Linked DNA regions of Homo sapiens: region 1 is linked to region 2. The links are chromatin contacts, found by Hi-C or POLR2A ChIA-PET in ENCODE. All regions are on one chromosome and are shown on one strand. The core of a region is the stretch at or near the end of the contact, and the rest is flanking DNA. Distances in the headings are between cores, read along the strand shown. Region 1 holds the start of PPP1R26 (protein phosphatase 1 regulatory subunit 26). Region 2 holds the start of CAMSAP1 (calmodulin regulated spectrin associated protein 1).

Evidence for each region. A loop is a pair of places that touch in the nucleus more often than their neighbours do. ChIA-PET counts read pairs that join two places held with the same protein, here RNA polymerase II (POLR2A). Pooled maps may share reads with other maps.
Region 1: a pooled map shows a loop between it and region 2 (5-fold over the local background). The contact joins the promoter of PPP1R26 here to the promoter of CAMSAP1 in region 2. A Hi-C loop is called at or near these places in 1 of 168 maps with a recorded cell type or tissue (ascending aorta) and 10 of 50 pooled maps. POLR2A ChIA-PET finds 5 or more read pairs at or near these places in 1 of 52 experiments (HEK293).

Annotation. Positions count from the first base shown.
Region 1 is chr9:135,476,038-135,483,501 of GRCh38, reverse strand. It overlaps PPP1R26 (protein phosphatase 1 regulatory subunit 26), which reads right to left and starts at 3,720. Exons shown (of 4, transcript NM_014811.5): 1 at 3,480-3,720; 2 at 687-819. RefSeq lists silencers at 3,079-3,128, 3,139-3,198.
Region 2 is chr9:135,905,473-135,913,218 of GRCh38, reverse strand. It overlaps CAMSAP1 (calmodulin regulated spectrin associated protein 1), which reads left to right and starts at 5,673. Exons shown (of 17, transcript NM_015447.4): 1 at 5,673-6,219. The coding sequence starts at 6,060. CAMSAP1-DT (CAMSAP1 divergent transcript) reads right to left here and starts at 5,386. Exons shown (of 2, transcript XR_007061860.1): 1 at 4,300-5,386. RefSeq lists silencers at 5,105-5,784, 5,825-5,934, 6,015-6,084, 6,485-6,534 and an enhancer at 7,181-7,746.

The DNA of each region.
Region 1 (7,464 bases), core at 2,471-4,970, 430 kb after region 2:
AAGGCTTATGGACACTGAACTCCCCTTGGCTCAGAGGCTGTGGCTGCCCTCAGGACCTCAGCAGTGGGCGAAAACTGGCCAGTATGTTTTGCCTCTGTTATGGATTCTTCTTTACCAGGAGCTTTCTCCGGTTAACCAGGCGCTTCCTTCCTGACAAGCACATAATTGGGTATTTACATGCCACCATCTTTTCACAAAAACGTGAGGCTGTGGCCAGGTGTGGTGGCTCACGCCTGTAATCCAGCACTTTGGAAGGCCGAGGCGGGTGGATCACCTGAGGTCAGGAGCTCAAGATCAGCCTGACCAATATAGTGAAACTCCATCTCTACTAAAAAAACACAAAAATTAGCCGGGCATGGTGGCGCATGCCTGTAATCCCAGCTACTTGGGAGGCTGAGGCAGGAGAATTGCTCGAACCCAGGAGGTAGAGTTTGCAGTGAGCTGAGATCATGCCACTGCACTCCAGTCTGGGCGACAGAATGAGACTCCATCTCAAAAAAAAAAAAAAAAAAAAGAAAGAAAGAAAAAGAAACAAAAGGTGAGCCTGGCCACCTACACACAGGTGAGCCCAAAAGGGGTAACCAGCAATTAACCAGGGGGTGAGACAGATTCAGAAGTAAGTCATTTGCTAGCACCAATTTGTGCCCTACAAGGGAAACTAAAATACAAGAATTACTTGAAATTACTTGAAATTCTGTGAGTCCAGGTTGACTGTGATGAAATGGCAGCCAGTGTTCCCACACGGCCCAGAGATCAGGTCCTCATCACTCCACTTACACACCGAGGCATTCTCTCTCTGCTTTTTCAATAGACTTTTGACTACCAGAATCAAAGAGAATCAGAGGCATCTAATTACAGGCTGAAGCTACAGTTGATAAATTTTTTTTTTTTGGAAAGAAATATCATTAACTTAAGGGCTCAAAATTAACTTTTGAAGGAACTTACTCTAAGACATTTAACCACAAGTACAAATATATTTAACTTAATGTATTAAGACAAATACATTTAACCACAAGTAATGTATAGCTATCCTGGACAGCAGATCTGATGCTGGCTGAAGTGATGGGGATGGGGCACGTATGTGACGTTATCTGCTAGTTCTCAAATTCTGGCCACCCACTGCAGCCCATGACATCCCCCATAAAGTCACCTTCTGGAGAGATTCCCCACTGACACAGAGCACTGGGGGACCAACAATGCGAGAGGAGCTCTTTCACTGGCTAGCAAACCCACGCCTGCCTTACTGTAGGTGTTATTCAAATTGCCTCTGCAAAATGACATAAATGACAAAACATTTGCATTAGCCTTGGGCTGAGGAGCGTCTAAATTAAGACTATTGACTCCTTAAACAGCAATACTACCTTAAGAATACTACCTTAAATACTACCTTAAGAAAACCGGCCCAAGTCAGTGTCTTTACACTAGATGACAAGGTCGGGGAGGGGAGTTTTCCTGGGGAAATAGTCTGTTCTCCACTAGCCACATTTACAGCTTCTGACTGGTTGCAGAGAAGGCCTGGACACCCAGTGAACAGTTTTCTAAGTTGTCAAATCACCTAGTTCAAGAATGGTATTAAAAAATCTGGCCAGGTGCAGTGGCTGACGCCTGTAATCCCAGCACTTTGGGAGGCTGAGGCAGGTGGATCACCTGAGGTCAGGAGTTTGAGACCAGCCTGGCCAATATGGTGAAACCCCTCCTCTGCTAAAAATACAAAAATTAGCTGGGCGTGGTGGCGTGTGCCCGTAATCCCAGCTACTGGGGAGGCTGAGACAGGAGAATTGCTTGAACCCAGGAGGCAGAGGTTGCAGTGAGCCGAGATCGCGCCACTGCACTCCAGCCTAGGAGACAGAACGAGACTCCATCTCAGAAAGAAAAAAAAAAATCGAGGGGGGTCGTCTCCCCAGGACAGCTTGTGGCTTTAAAACATTATGCGAGATGAATCATTCTTGAAAAGCCCCCTGGGTCGGGGATAGTGGCTCACACCTGTAATCCCAGCACTCTGGGAGGTGGAGGCAGGTGGATCACTTGAGGCCAGGAGTTCGAGACCAGCCTGGCCAACATGGCGAAACCCCATCTCTACTAAAAACACATAAATTAGCTGGGCGTGGGAGCCCACGTCTGTAGTTCCAGCTACTCCAGGGGCTGAGGCACGAGAATCGCTTGAACCAGGGAGGCGGAGATTACAGTGAGCCGAGATCAGCCATTGCACTCCAGCCTGGGCGACAAAGCGAGACTCTGGCTCTAAAAAAAAAAAAAAAAAAAAAACAAGAAAAGCCCCCTAATCAGTCCTTAGAGATAGGTGTGGGCCCAAGCCAGAGGTGCAGGCTTTGTCAAATTGCTGCCTCAGGATACGGTCTTGAGGGTGGCTGTGGGGACACCCAGCACCTGCACCCCAAGGCCACACGGTGTCAGATTTTAGGAAGCGGTGGAGAACACTCGGGTACCTTCTCGGTCCAGACATCAACCTTCTGGAGAGAACCAAAGCACCCACACTGGGCCCTCGCCATCCTAACAGTCTGCCCACCTGTGAGAAACGCCCCCAAATACTCTACATTTCTCGGTTGGCCGAAAAGCAGCTCAGCCAGCGGTCTTACCTCCCAGGTGGGGTTTCCCCCCAGGGTAGGGAGGCCAGGGTCTGCAGGCCAGGGAGAGGAGCCCCGGTGCAGGAGCGGGCGGGGCAGCAGGAGGACCCGCTCCAGCCACCCAGAAGTGGGCGTGGGCTAGAATTCAGCTCCCAGCCTTCCAGAAGCTGCAATTTTACAACCTCACTACAAGCGTCCCCCAGCAAAGCTGCACCGCCATTTCCTGTGCTTGGGAACTGAAGGCAAGGTGAGCCCCTCCCGGCTGCCCCGGCCCGACCTCCCCTGACTCCCAAGCTTGGGCTACTCACGGCCTGCGGGCTGGGCAGGGTCCCCCAAGGGAGCTCCCCTCCCCGAGGGCGCGCTCACCCTAGCCGCTGGGATCGGCGACCTGGTCCTCGGCCCGGCGGGAGTGAACGCCTCCCAGGGAAGAGGCCGGGCCTCCAAGCAGGTCTGCACCCCCGGAGTTATGTTTCTGGGATCCGAGGACTAGCGAGCTTGGGGCCCGGGAGAGCGGCCACCCTCCCGGAAGCTCCGCCTGGCGCAGGGCGTGAACCGCAGTCTCCAGGCCGGCCGGGCCGCGGCCATTCTCGGAGGGCAGCGGCCGCCCCGGGCCGGGCCAAAGCTCCCCACCGCGGGCCCTCACCTGCGCCTCACCTGGGGCTCCAGGAGCGCGGGGCGCGCGGGCCGAGAGTCGCACGGAGGCCAGAGACAGGATCCCCGCCCGGGGAACGGAGCAGCCCCGGCGCCGATCCCCGTCCGCCTGCCTCGGGGAGCCCCCGCCGCCCGCCCGCCGCGGCCTGCACGGCGCGCCGGCCCCGGCCTGGCTGGCCCTCCTGTCCCCGACCCCCCAGCTTCCCAGCCCCCGAGCCCCCCGGCCCCGGCCCTGCACCCGCTCACCTCCGCCCGTCCCCCGCCGCCCGCCGCGCGGACCCCGCCTGCGCCCGCGTCCCACGTCCCGGGGGAGGCGGCGGGCCGGGGGCGGGCCGGAGGCTGCAGGGCCAGCGCGCTCCGCCCTCGGCCGGGGCGCGGGGAGGGGGCGCAGGGGCGTCCGGCCGGGCCCCCCGCCTCCCCGCCTCCCCGCGCGCCGCCGCTGCCGCCGCCCCGCGCCCGGGCCGCGCCGTGGGAAGCGCGGGAGGGGAGGGGCGGGGCGGGGGGCGGGGCGACCCCCCCAAGCCGCCCCCTCCCCGCGACCTACCGGACGGTGGCGGCGGCGGCCGCACTCCGGAAGCCGTGCCCGTGGCTGGGCATCATGGGAATGGCACGGCCGAGTTCCGGGGGAGGCGCGCGGCCCGGCCGGACCCCCGCCCGCGAGAGCGCGCCCACCTGCCGCCGCGCCCGCGCCCCGGGGACGCCCCCGCCCCGCCCCGCCCGGTTCGGACGCGGCCCCCTCCGCGGGGTGCGGGGCGAAGGCGCTTGGGCCGGGCCGAGCCCCGTGCTGCCCGCCTCCCGTACCGCGGCCACCTCCGGGGGGCGCGCAGGGGGCGCGGGGTCGCCGGGAAGTTCTGGGCGCGGGGGGCGTGGCCGTGGGAAAGCGCTCGGAGCCGCGGGAAGGGAGCGTGCGGGGCCCCGGCGCCAACCGAGTTCCTCCCCGAAGTTCACGCGGGGCTCCGGGCTGAGACCGGCCCGCCCGCCCCTCCAGCCCCACAGCCTTGGGCCGGGGTCGGGGGCGGCCCCCGCGTGTCCCCGCGGCTGCCCCACCCGAGCTTGCGGCGGGGAGTGGACGCACGACCTGCCCGGGGCGGCGGCTCCTCGAGCACACCTGCCGCCAGGTTCGGGGGAGGGAACAGTTTCTAGGAACTGCCCCGGACCTTGAGGCCGCTGCTGTTTCTGCTTCTGCTGTGCACTGACCATGTGACCTTGAAAGTCTTCCCAGTTTTGTTTTATAAAAGGTCCAGGGTGTGTGCCCGAGGCTGGCGGTGGCCCGGGTGTGCTCAGCATCCCCGGGCGGCGGGGAACGGGCAGACCCGACTGGATCCTCCCTCAGCGCCCACTCGTGGAAGGGGCAGATGGTGCGCAGGGGCACCGCGCTGCTTCTGTAAGCCCCCTGGGCCCTGATCCACACGTGTCTGGGAGATGAATTTGTGGGTTCGGTTCCTGTCTAGAAAGTGTCAGAGATTTGATAGGATCAAAATCAGAGACTTGCCTTGGAGGGGTGCTTCTAGTCATGCCAGCCTGGGAAGCTGGAGGGCCAGTTTTGGGTCAGGAAACCCATTAAAGAATTGTTTTAATGCCTTCGTGAATTTTTTCAAAAAGCAATTTTTTTTTTCTCATGAAATAATACTCTTTCATTACCAAACTTTGGGGAGATGATCTAATTAATAAGGTGACTTCCCAGAGACATGGGCTGTTAAGGTTTTGGCATGCTGCTTCACAGTTTTTAAAACAGTGCTGTGGTGAACAGCTTTCATGATGCCTCCTTAGAGCGGCTCTGAGCATTTCCTGCGGGCAAATCCCTAGAAGAGGCCGGCGGGCCAAAGACTATGCTGCATTTTGCCAAAATGCCCTCCAGAAATGCGGGGCCAGCCTGCCGTCCACCCACTGGTGAGCGGGCATGCCCGCTTGCCTGTCCTCTTGCCAGCCCTGAGATATGTCATTGCGTTATGTCTTTGGCAGTCTGATAGGCGAAACAGCCCTTTTCATCACTTGAATCCTAATTTCTTTGACTGCTGGTGATGTTGAACATCTTTTCATTTTATTATTGGCCATTTGGAATATTGCCTGTCTGTGTTCTTTGCCCATTTTTTATTTTTCTGTTGGGCTGTGTGTCTTTTTCTTAGGGATTCTAAGAGCTTGTTACCGTAAGGAATTTAGCTCTTCTCTGTGCTGTATGCTACTCTGTACAAGAGCGTAAATGCAATGTATGGTCGGGCGCGGCGGCTCACCCCTGTAATCCCAGCACTTTGGGAGGCCAAGTTGGGCAGATCACCTGAAGTCAGGAGTTTGAGACCAGCCTGGCTAACATGATGAAACCTCGTCTCTACTAAAAAATACAAAAATTAACCGGGTGTGGTAGCGGGTGCCTGTAATCCCAGATAATCGGGAGGCTGAGGCAGGAGAATTGCTTGAACCCAGGAGGTGGAGGTTGCAGTGAACCGAGACGGTGCCACAGCACTCCAGCCTGGGTGACAGAGCGAGACTCTGTCTCAGAAAAAAAGTGTATTGTACAACAGTACAATAACACAGAATATTGTACAGTAGTACAATATACTCTTGTACATTGCATTTATTTTTCTGTCATTTTTCTTTTGACTTTGGATTTTGGTTTTTTGTTTGTTCAACCTTTTTTTTTTTTTTTTTTTTTTTTTGAGACAGGGTCTTACTCTGTGTACACCCAGGCTGGAGTGTAGTGGCGTGATCATGGCACTGCAGCCTCAACCTCCCCCGGCTCAGGTTATCCTCCCACCTCAGCCTCCCCAGTAGCTGGGACTACAGGTGCACGTCACCACGCCTGGCTAGTTTTTGTATGTTTTTGTAGAGATGGGGTTTTGCCATGTTCCCCAGGCTGGTCTTGAACTCCTGGCTTGAGTGATCCACCCTCCTTGGCTTCCCAAAGTGCTGGGATTACAGATGGGAGCTACTGTGTCCTGCCTTTTTATTTTTTTACTACACACAAGTTTGAAGTTCTTCTGTAGCTAAATCAATCAAGTTTTCTTTTGTGGTTTCTGGCTTTGGGGTAAGGCCTGGAATAGCTTTTACCACTCTAAGATTTCATAATCATTCACCAGTTTAATCCCTGCATTCCAAAGTAAGAGAACAGTGGAGGGCATGGAGGGGTGTGACCTGGGGCTCTTGGGGAATTCCTGGGCCAGAGTGTGTGGCACGTAATAATAGTTTCTCAAAACAGGGAACACTTGTACTCCTTTTTTGAAGCTACCGATGTTCAGAGATTGGTTGGTTGGTGCTTTTTTTTTTTTTTTTATTAAATTCTTAGGAGGCCTCAACAGTGCCTTGTGAGGCCTTCATTGGAGGAACAGGAGGGGCGTCTGTCATTGTCAGACTCTCCTGTTGTGAGAGGCTCTGGCCTTGGCCTTGGGACCCCCTAGTCAGGCTCCTCACTGTGCAGTCTGTGCCTCCGGGGATCAGCACGCAGGGTCACCTTCATTATCCGCCATGGAGGAAGTGAGGACTCCTGGCATCTTTCTGCCCAGCCCGGGGCTCTGCTGTCCATGGGTGGATGGGCGGTGGCAGCAGGGACAGGTGCAGTGGGCTGCACGTCTCACCTGAGGGGCTCTGGTGGGCTCTTGGGTCCCTATGTGGCTGTTGCTCCCCTCTGGGCCTCTGCTTGGCCTTCTGTGAAGGGCACAAAGAGTCCAGTGGGACCACATGAAGGTCACTCTCCATGTGGAGTGGAGAGACCGCCTGGGAGAGATGGCTGAGGGCCTGCTGGGGACCAAAGTCTGAGCTCATAAAGAAAAGCCAGCAGTTCCTCTGTTGCTCTTTTCCTTTACAGAATTAGTTACATTGTCATAATTAAAGAAAACTCAAGGGCTGGGCTCAGTGGCTCATGCCTGTAAACCCAGCACTTTGGGAGGCCGAGGAGGGCGGATTGCCTGAGATCAGGAGTTCAAGACCAGCCTGGCCAGCATGGCGAAACCCTGTCTCTACTTAAAAAAAAAAAAAAAAAAAAAAAAAAAATTAGCTGGGTGTGGTGGTGCACACCTGGAATCCCAGCTGTCAGGAGGCTGAGGCAGGAGAATCGCTTGAACCTGGGATGGGAGACTCTGTCTCAAAACAAAAACAAAGAAACTCATGTGAAAGAAGGCAACATTTCCCCCCAACACAAGGAAGCTCCACAGTCCCCTGGGAGGACCCAAGGATGCAGGCGCCCCAGACCCTGCTGGCAGGAGGACACAGTGTCTGTTGGGAGGTCATCCTGCTGTGT
Region 2 (7,746 bases), core at 4,424-6,923:
TCTACCTTCATTGTATCTAATAATGCTGTAACCTAGTCTCAACATTAAAAACGAAAAAAAGGGCTGGGCGCAGTGGCTCATGCCTGTAATCCTAGCACTTTGGGAGGCCAAGACGGGTGGATCACGAGGTCAGGAGATCGAGACCATCCTGCTAACACGGTGAAACCCCGTCTCTACTAAAAATACAAAAAATTAGCCGGGCGTGGTGGTGGGCGCCTGTAGTCCCAGCTACTTGGGAGGCTGAGGCAGGAGAATGGCGTGAACTCGGGAGGCAGAGCTTGCAGTGAGCCGAAATCGTGCCACTGCACTCCAGCCTGGGCGACAGAGCGAGACTCCATCTCAAAAAAACAAAAACAAACCAAAAAAAACCCGAAAAAAAGGTCAGCCTGTTTTGCTCTAACAAAAATATTTTTCTCTTTTTCTTTTTTTTGAGTCAGAGGGTCTTGTTTTGTCACCCAGGCTGAAGTACAGTGGCACAATCCCGGCTCACTGTAGCCTCGACCTTCTGGGCTCAAGTGATCCTCCTACCTCAGCCTCCTGAGTAGCTGGGACCCCAGGTGCACACTATTGCTTCCTTCTATTTTTTTTATTTTTTGTAGAGGTGGGGTCTTATTTTGTTGCCCAGAATGGTCTTGAACTCCTGCGCTCAAGCGATCCTTCTGCCTTGGCCTCCCAAAGTGCTGAGATTACAGGTGTGAACTACCACGCTGGGCCAGAATTAGTTTTTTTTTTTGTTTTGTTTCGTTTTTGAGATGGAGTCTCCCTCTGTCTCCCAGGCTGGAGTACAGTGGCACGATCTTGGCTCACTGCAACCTCTGCCTCCCAGGTTTAAGCAATTCTCCTGCCTCAGCCTCCTGAGTAGCTGAGATTACAGGCACATGCCACCACGCCCAGCTAATTTTTGTATTTTTAGTAGACAGAGTTTCACCATGTTGGCTAGGCTGGTCTTGCAGAATTGGGTTTTATAATAAGCAATGAGAAGCATTATAGCAGCCCTGATAATGAAACTTTAATGACATAGAGACTTCTTCCTCTTCTCCTTGTGGTTTGTCCTTTAAGCCTAGGGGGACCTCTGGTCCCTGGACTCTCCCCTCTCCCCACTGAGGTCTGGCGTCAGCATGGGCCCTCTCACATGCCCTCAACTGTTCTGCCCTGGTCAAAACAGCCACTGTCTAGGCCCCACCTTCATCCTGTGTTCTTGGTGAGTGGACATACACCTGAACCACCCAGTCTTCCTGTCCACTTAAGGGATGTCCCCAGAGAGGCGAGAATACCGCCCCACATCCAGCCCAGATAACTATCTTGGGCCTTCTGTGCCTCCAACCTGCCGTGCCTCTGCCCTGCCCTTAACCAGTCATAGGGCCACCAGGGGAAAACCAGCCAGGCTCCCATCCCAGCCCAGCCCAGCCCTCCTTCAGTCCTGCACCCTGCTGCCTTCTCTTCTGCTGCTACAGGAGGAAAAAGGGTCTCTCTGCTGGGCTCCTGCTCAAGGGCACACGACACCTGCTCCCCATCATCAGATCCTGTCTACTGCATCACTCCAACGGGCACCTGTCATCACTCCATCTTAAACACGCCATTCCGCACCCCATGCCTCTGTCTCGCTGCTCTCCTTTACAGCAAACTCAGGGACAGAATGCAAATACTCATCCTCGGAACTCCTGCCTGTCTTTTGTCCCCACCCATATCTCATCTTGAATTTGCACATGCTGTGGGAGGGACCCGGTGGGAGGTAATTGAATCATGGGGCAGGTCTTTCCCATGCTGTTCTCGTGATAGTGAGTAAGTCTCACGAGATCTGACAGTATCATATTAGGGGGAGTTTCCCTGCCCAATCTCGCTCTTTGCCTGCCGCCATCCACGTAAGATGTGACTTGCTCCTCCTTGCCTTCCACCATGATTGTGAGGCCTCCCCAGCCATGTGGAACTGTAAGTCACTAAACCTCTGTCTTTTGTAAATTGCCCAGTGTCGGGTGTGTCTTTATTAGCACCGTGAAAACGGACTAATACACCACCATTCCACAAAACCTGCACTCGCCAAATCTGAGTTAGCTCCCAGGCCATAAGCTGGGGACCCCTCTCCTGGCTTCTCACCTTTCAGGCTGACTACTCCCAAGTGCTGCCCCTAGGCCCAAGCACCATGCCTCGACTTCCCCTCCACCTGAGCAATGGCTCCTTGGCGCCTCCTCCTGTCTCACAGCTCTAAAGGCTCTCTCTGTGGTGACAATTCCCAGTCTCCAACCTGGGCCACGCCGGTGACTTGCTCATCCAATCGCCCACCAGCGTTTCCATGAGGAGGCCCAACAGGCATCTGAGACTCAACACAGCCAAAGCCACAGCCCAAACTCCGCCGGTATTATATTAGGGGGAGTTTGTGGGAGATACCTGGTGGGAGGTAAAATCCCTGTACCACCCTGCCTCGACCTTTCCCATCTTGGTTAAGGATAACTTTCTCCTTAAAATTGCTTACGCCCAAAACACTGTAACTTAAATAAAACGGACAAATTCCTCTAAAGACACAAACAGATGATCTGAATAGACCTACAACAAATAGAGATTGAATTAATAATCAAAATAAGTAATCAAAAAAGCCCAGACCCAAATGGCTTCAATAATGAATTCTATGAAACACTTAAACAATTAAAGCTGGGTCCAGTGGCTTGTGCCTGTGATCCCAGCTACTCAGGAGGCTTGAGGTGGGAGGATCAGTTGAAGCCAGGAATTGGTGACCAGCCTGGATGATACAGTGAACAGCCATCTTAAAAAAAAAAAAAAAAAAAAAAAGAGGAACACTTCCAACTCATTTTATGAGGCCCAGTAGGACACTGATACCGATACCAAAACCAGACACAGACACCACAAGAAAACTTCAGACCAGTATCTATGATGAATATGGATAAAAAAAATCACTCAACAAAATTGTATTAAACTGAATCCAGGAAGACAGATACTCCATGACCAACTGGAATTTATCTGAACGCAGGGGATAAGTGTCTTTTCAATATCTGAAAGTCAATTAATGTAACACACCACATTACTAGAACAAGGAAAAAAACCCATGATCATCATCTCAATGGATGTGGAAAAATCATTTAACCAAATCTGACACGTTTTCATGATAAACACACTCAACAAACTAGAAATAGAAGATACTTCCTCGGCTGGGCGTGGTAGCTCACGCCTATAATCCCAGCATTTTGGGAGGCCCAGGGGGGTGGATTACTGGAGGTCAGGAGTTCAAGACCAGCCTGGCCAACATGGTAAAACCCCATCTCTACTAAAAATACAAAACTAGCTGGGCGTGGCGGCCTGTGCCTGCAATCCCAGCTACTCAGGAGGCTGAGGCAGGAAAATCGCTTGAACCTGGGAGGCAGAGGTTGCAGTGAGCCAAGATCCAGCCACTGTACTCCAGCCTGGGTGACAGAGTGAGACACTATCTCAAACAAACAAAAAATAGGTTTTATCAGGTTGAGGAAGTACCCTTTTTTTTAATGATTTTTAGACAGTTTCCCTTTTTTAGCTGGGATTACAGGCACCGGCCACCAACCTCAGCTAACTTTTTGTATTTTTAGTAGAGATGGGATTTCTCCATGTTGGCCAGGCTGGTCTCAAACTCTGGACCCCACGTGATCCGCCCGCCTCGACCTCCCAAAGGGTTGGGATTACAGGCGTGAGCCACTGTGCCCAGCCTGATAAAACCTATTTTTTAAGCACCCACAGCTATCATCATACCCAAAGGTGAAAGACTGGATGCCTCCTCCCTGAAATCAGGAGCAAGACAAGGATGTCCACTCTTGCTGCTTCTAGTCAATATTGTACTGGAGCTTCTAGATAGGGCAGCTAGGCAAGGAGAAGAAATAAAAGGCATCCAGATTAGAAAGGAAGAGATAAACTGATCTCTATTCACAAATGACACGCTTTTGTATAAAATCCCAAGGAATCCACTAAAACACTAGAACAACTAATAAATGCCACTAAAAGACAAGAAGAACTAATAAATGGGTTTAGCAAGGTTGCAGGATAAAAGATCAGTACACAAAAAGCCCTTAGAGTCACACTTGACCTTTCCGGGTCACACTCCACATCCCATATAACAGTAGATGGCCTCCTGCCTCCTCCTCAGCCCTTCCTAGTCTGTTCTTCACCCAGGAGTCAGAATGACCCTTTTAAAGGGTTAGTCATATCCTTCCGTGTGCTCAGTCTTCCGAAGGCTGCCCATTTCCTGCAGAGAAGGGGCCACAGTTCTGACTGTGCAGGACCTGTCTGCATCCCTCCATGTCCCCACCTCCCATTTCCTACCAGTCCTTCCAGCTCCTGCGTTCTCGACTTAGTGGCCTCTACTGTGTTTCTTACACTCCAGGCTCTCGTGTCTCAGAGGCTCTGTCTGCCGTGCTCCTTGCTCAAGACAGTACTTCTGCAGATATCCTTACCCTCGACGCCCACGTCCCGCCGGTCTTTGCTCAAATAAGTGCCCTCCTCCTATGGCTTTCCTTGACCGCTCTGCCCTGTCCACCTCGTGTTCTTTTCAGACGGCTGACTCAAGAAAAAATAGACAATCTCAACAGACCTATAACAAGTGAAGAGACTCAATTAGTAACCAAAAAACTATGAATCAAATAAGTCATCAAAAAAGCCCAGGCCCAAATGGCTTCAAGGTTGAATTGAAGCCTGCACGTGGGTTGGTATGTGAATGACGGACTGCCTGGGTCCTCTGGGCACCTGGCATTTCATACATGTTCCGCCTCTGGCACGGGGTGTCTCGACCAGGTACAGACAGGCTGGGAGCCCCGCGCCGGGCGCCCGCTCCCTGGAAGCTCGACCTCTCCCTGCCGTCAAGGCGCCGGTGGGCGGCACGTGGGCCGGCTCTCCCGGGGGCAGTTCTCTATTTCGCTGGTGAGGTTCTCAGACCAAATCCTCGGAATGCAAACTCTCACGGCGTTCCCGTAATTCTCAGCCCAGCGCGGGCCCCGACGCAGGCTCCAGGGGAACGAAGTCAGCGTCCCTTCCGGGGGATGCGCCGGCGGGGCCGCACCTGTTTCTGCCTCAGGGGTCCAAACGCCCACCTTCCCTGCACCGGGACGGGGGTCTGGAGACTGGCACGTCCACCTGGTGCCCGTCTGCTGGGCTGTCGCCTGCCGAGGTCGCCGCCGGCCACACCCACGAGGTCCCCAGGGCGCCGGCGGCGAGACCTCGGCCGGCCAGGGGGCCGGGCTGTGGCTGAGGTGGGACGAGCCAGGGCCGGGGAGGAGACACGGCGCTAAAAGAGGGCAGCTGCGGGCTCGGCAGGATCCCCGCCGCCGACCCACTCCACCCACCCCGCGCCGCCCACTCCCCGCTGCCTACGCCGCGCTCCACACCGCGGGCCTTAGAGCCTGAGGAAAGCAACGGGGCAGGCGCGGACCAGGGCGGGTCCTACTGCGCCTGCGGAAGCGGGCGGGGAGGGGCGGGTCGACGCTCACTGCGCCTGCGGAAAGGGGCGGGGCAGGCACAGGCCTGCGGGTGCCACCTACTGCGCCTGCGGAAAGGGGCGGGGCGGGCGCGGGCTGGCGGGCGGTGCCTACTGCGCCTGCGGAAAGGGGCGGGGCAGGCGCGAGAAGGGAGCGGAGCTGGGGGCGGGGTCGAGGGCGGGGTGGCGGGCGGTGCCTACTGCGCCTGTGCGAGGCCCCGGCGGTGAGCGCGCTCCCGCTCCTTGGCCACCGCCTCAGCCGCTGTCGCCGCCGCCGCCGCTCACCCGGGACCGCGCACGCGCTGCCACCGCCCCCGGCCCGCTCCCGCCCCCGCGCCCGCCCCCGCCCCCGGCCCGCGCCCTCCTGCCGCCGCCTCTTTGGGCCGCGGGCTCGGCACCTCCTCCGCTCGGGCTCAGCGCCCGCAGCATGCAGCAGCCGCGGGGGCGGCGACGGCGGCGGCTGTGAGGTGAGGCGGGGGCCGCGCTCGGGCGCCCCTCCCGGCTGGCCGGCTGCGGGGCCGAGTGGTGGCTCGGGGCGCACCGGGCCCGGCGCGGCGAGGGGCGGCGGCGCCTTTGTTGCGGCCGGGCCGCCGCCTCAGCCCTTTGTCTGCAGATGGTGGACGCGAGCGGCCGCGCCGCCGCCGAGGGCTGGAGGAAGATGGAGGCCCCGCCGGACGGCGCCGCCGACCTCGTGCCCCTGGACCGCTACGACGCGGCGCGCGCCAAGATCGCCGCCAACCTGCAGTGGATCTGCGCCAAGGCCTACGGCCGAGGTGGGCCGGGTGAGGGGCGCGGGGCGGGGGCCAGGGGCGCGGGCCGGGGCCGGGGGACGCGGCCGGGGTCCGGCCGGGTCGGGGTCCGCGCGCCGCGCCTTTGTGCCGCGTCCGCACAGGGTCGGGGCTGGGCCGGCCGCCTCCGAGGTCCTGGCGGCGCCCGGGCAACGCGGAGCGTGGGGACGCGGTCACCTGGCGAGTGGGCGTCCCTGCGGCGGAGGGCGGCGTGGGTCGGGGCTTCCGCTCCTATTTCGGGAGTGCCCCCAGCCTCCCGTTGGCGGCGGCGGCGGCGGGAAGGAGCTGCCCGGTTCTGGGCGCAGGGAGGGACCATGGGGACGCGGGGCCGCCGTCTGAGGCGCCGCTTCCCGGCGCGCCGGGCATCGTCCAGTGCTGGACCTGTGATTCCGAGCCTTGCACTTGTTATGAATTTTGATGCTTACAAGCTGTCAGCTGTTGAATTCCCCAACTAGAAATTGCGTATTCCGCGCATTGTGCTTAATCATAATGATCCCCTTTGGTTAATTCCTGTTTGGAAGAACTAGGTAACCTTGTTACTCAGTCCAGTTTGTTAGGCCCTAATGTGCTTAGTGGATTAAGACGCTTCTGTTTCGTGCCCTGGGAACAGGACAGACCTAGTGATTCTCGTCAGTGGCTGACTTCTTTATTAATTTCAGGTGCTTTGTTTCAGGTACAATTAAAGGTTAATATTTCTGCAATCCTCTTTTCATTTGAAGCATTCTTAAAATATTTGCCTTTATTCTGGTGAAAAATTACCCTTTTTAGAGTAAGACTAAAGGAGACAGCCCTTCCAGAGAAGAGTTCAGTTGACCAGTTTGGAAAACGCTGAGTAGGCGTTGCCCTGTTTGACAGTGGCCTGTGCCCCAGCTAGACTCGAGTTAGTCATAAGGACAAACGCGTTTTGTAAGTTTTAGGGATTAAATAACTCGCCTTATTTCAAACTGGTTTTTGTACTGTGTAAGTAGTAATTGGGAAAGAGTTTTTCCTTTGACAGTTTTCAGTTTTACAGTTCTTGTTTACTGGCTCAGTGGAACCTTAGTTTCTGTGTTGTAATGAGGAAGAAACACTGCTACATCCAAGACTTCACATGAGTTTTTGAGAACGGAATTGGTAAGATGTAGGTATGAAACTTGAGTCAGGTGCAAAGAACAGCCCGAGAGCGGACGCCTGGGTATCTTGCAGTCACTGCCGGCTGCGTGGGCTCACCTGCCTCACACCTTGTGTTAGTCACTGTTTTGCTTTTCTTTGTATTTTGCCGCATGTGCTTACACCACGAACTAGTTTTTACACCTTTGCCAATGATGTCTCTTTCTGAGACTGGCTTTTGTTATTCCCTTATCCCACGTTACGTTCTTAGGTTCTTCTTGACTTCATCTTCACTTTTCCACATTTCCGCTGCTGTGGAGTGTCTCACTGAGGACTGTTCACCGCAGCTGCTCGTGGGCGCTGGCTGGGCTCCCGTAGGTGCTGTGGAGCCCAGTGCATTCTTGGGCATGGCTCCTGGGATCC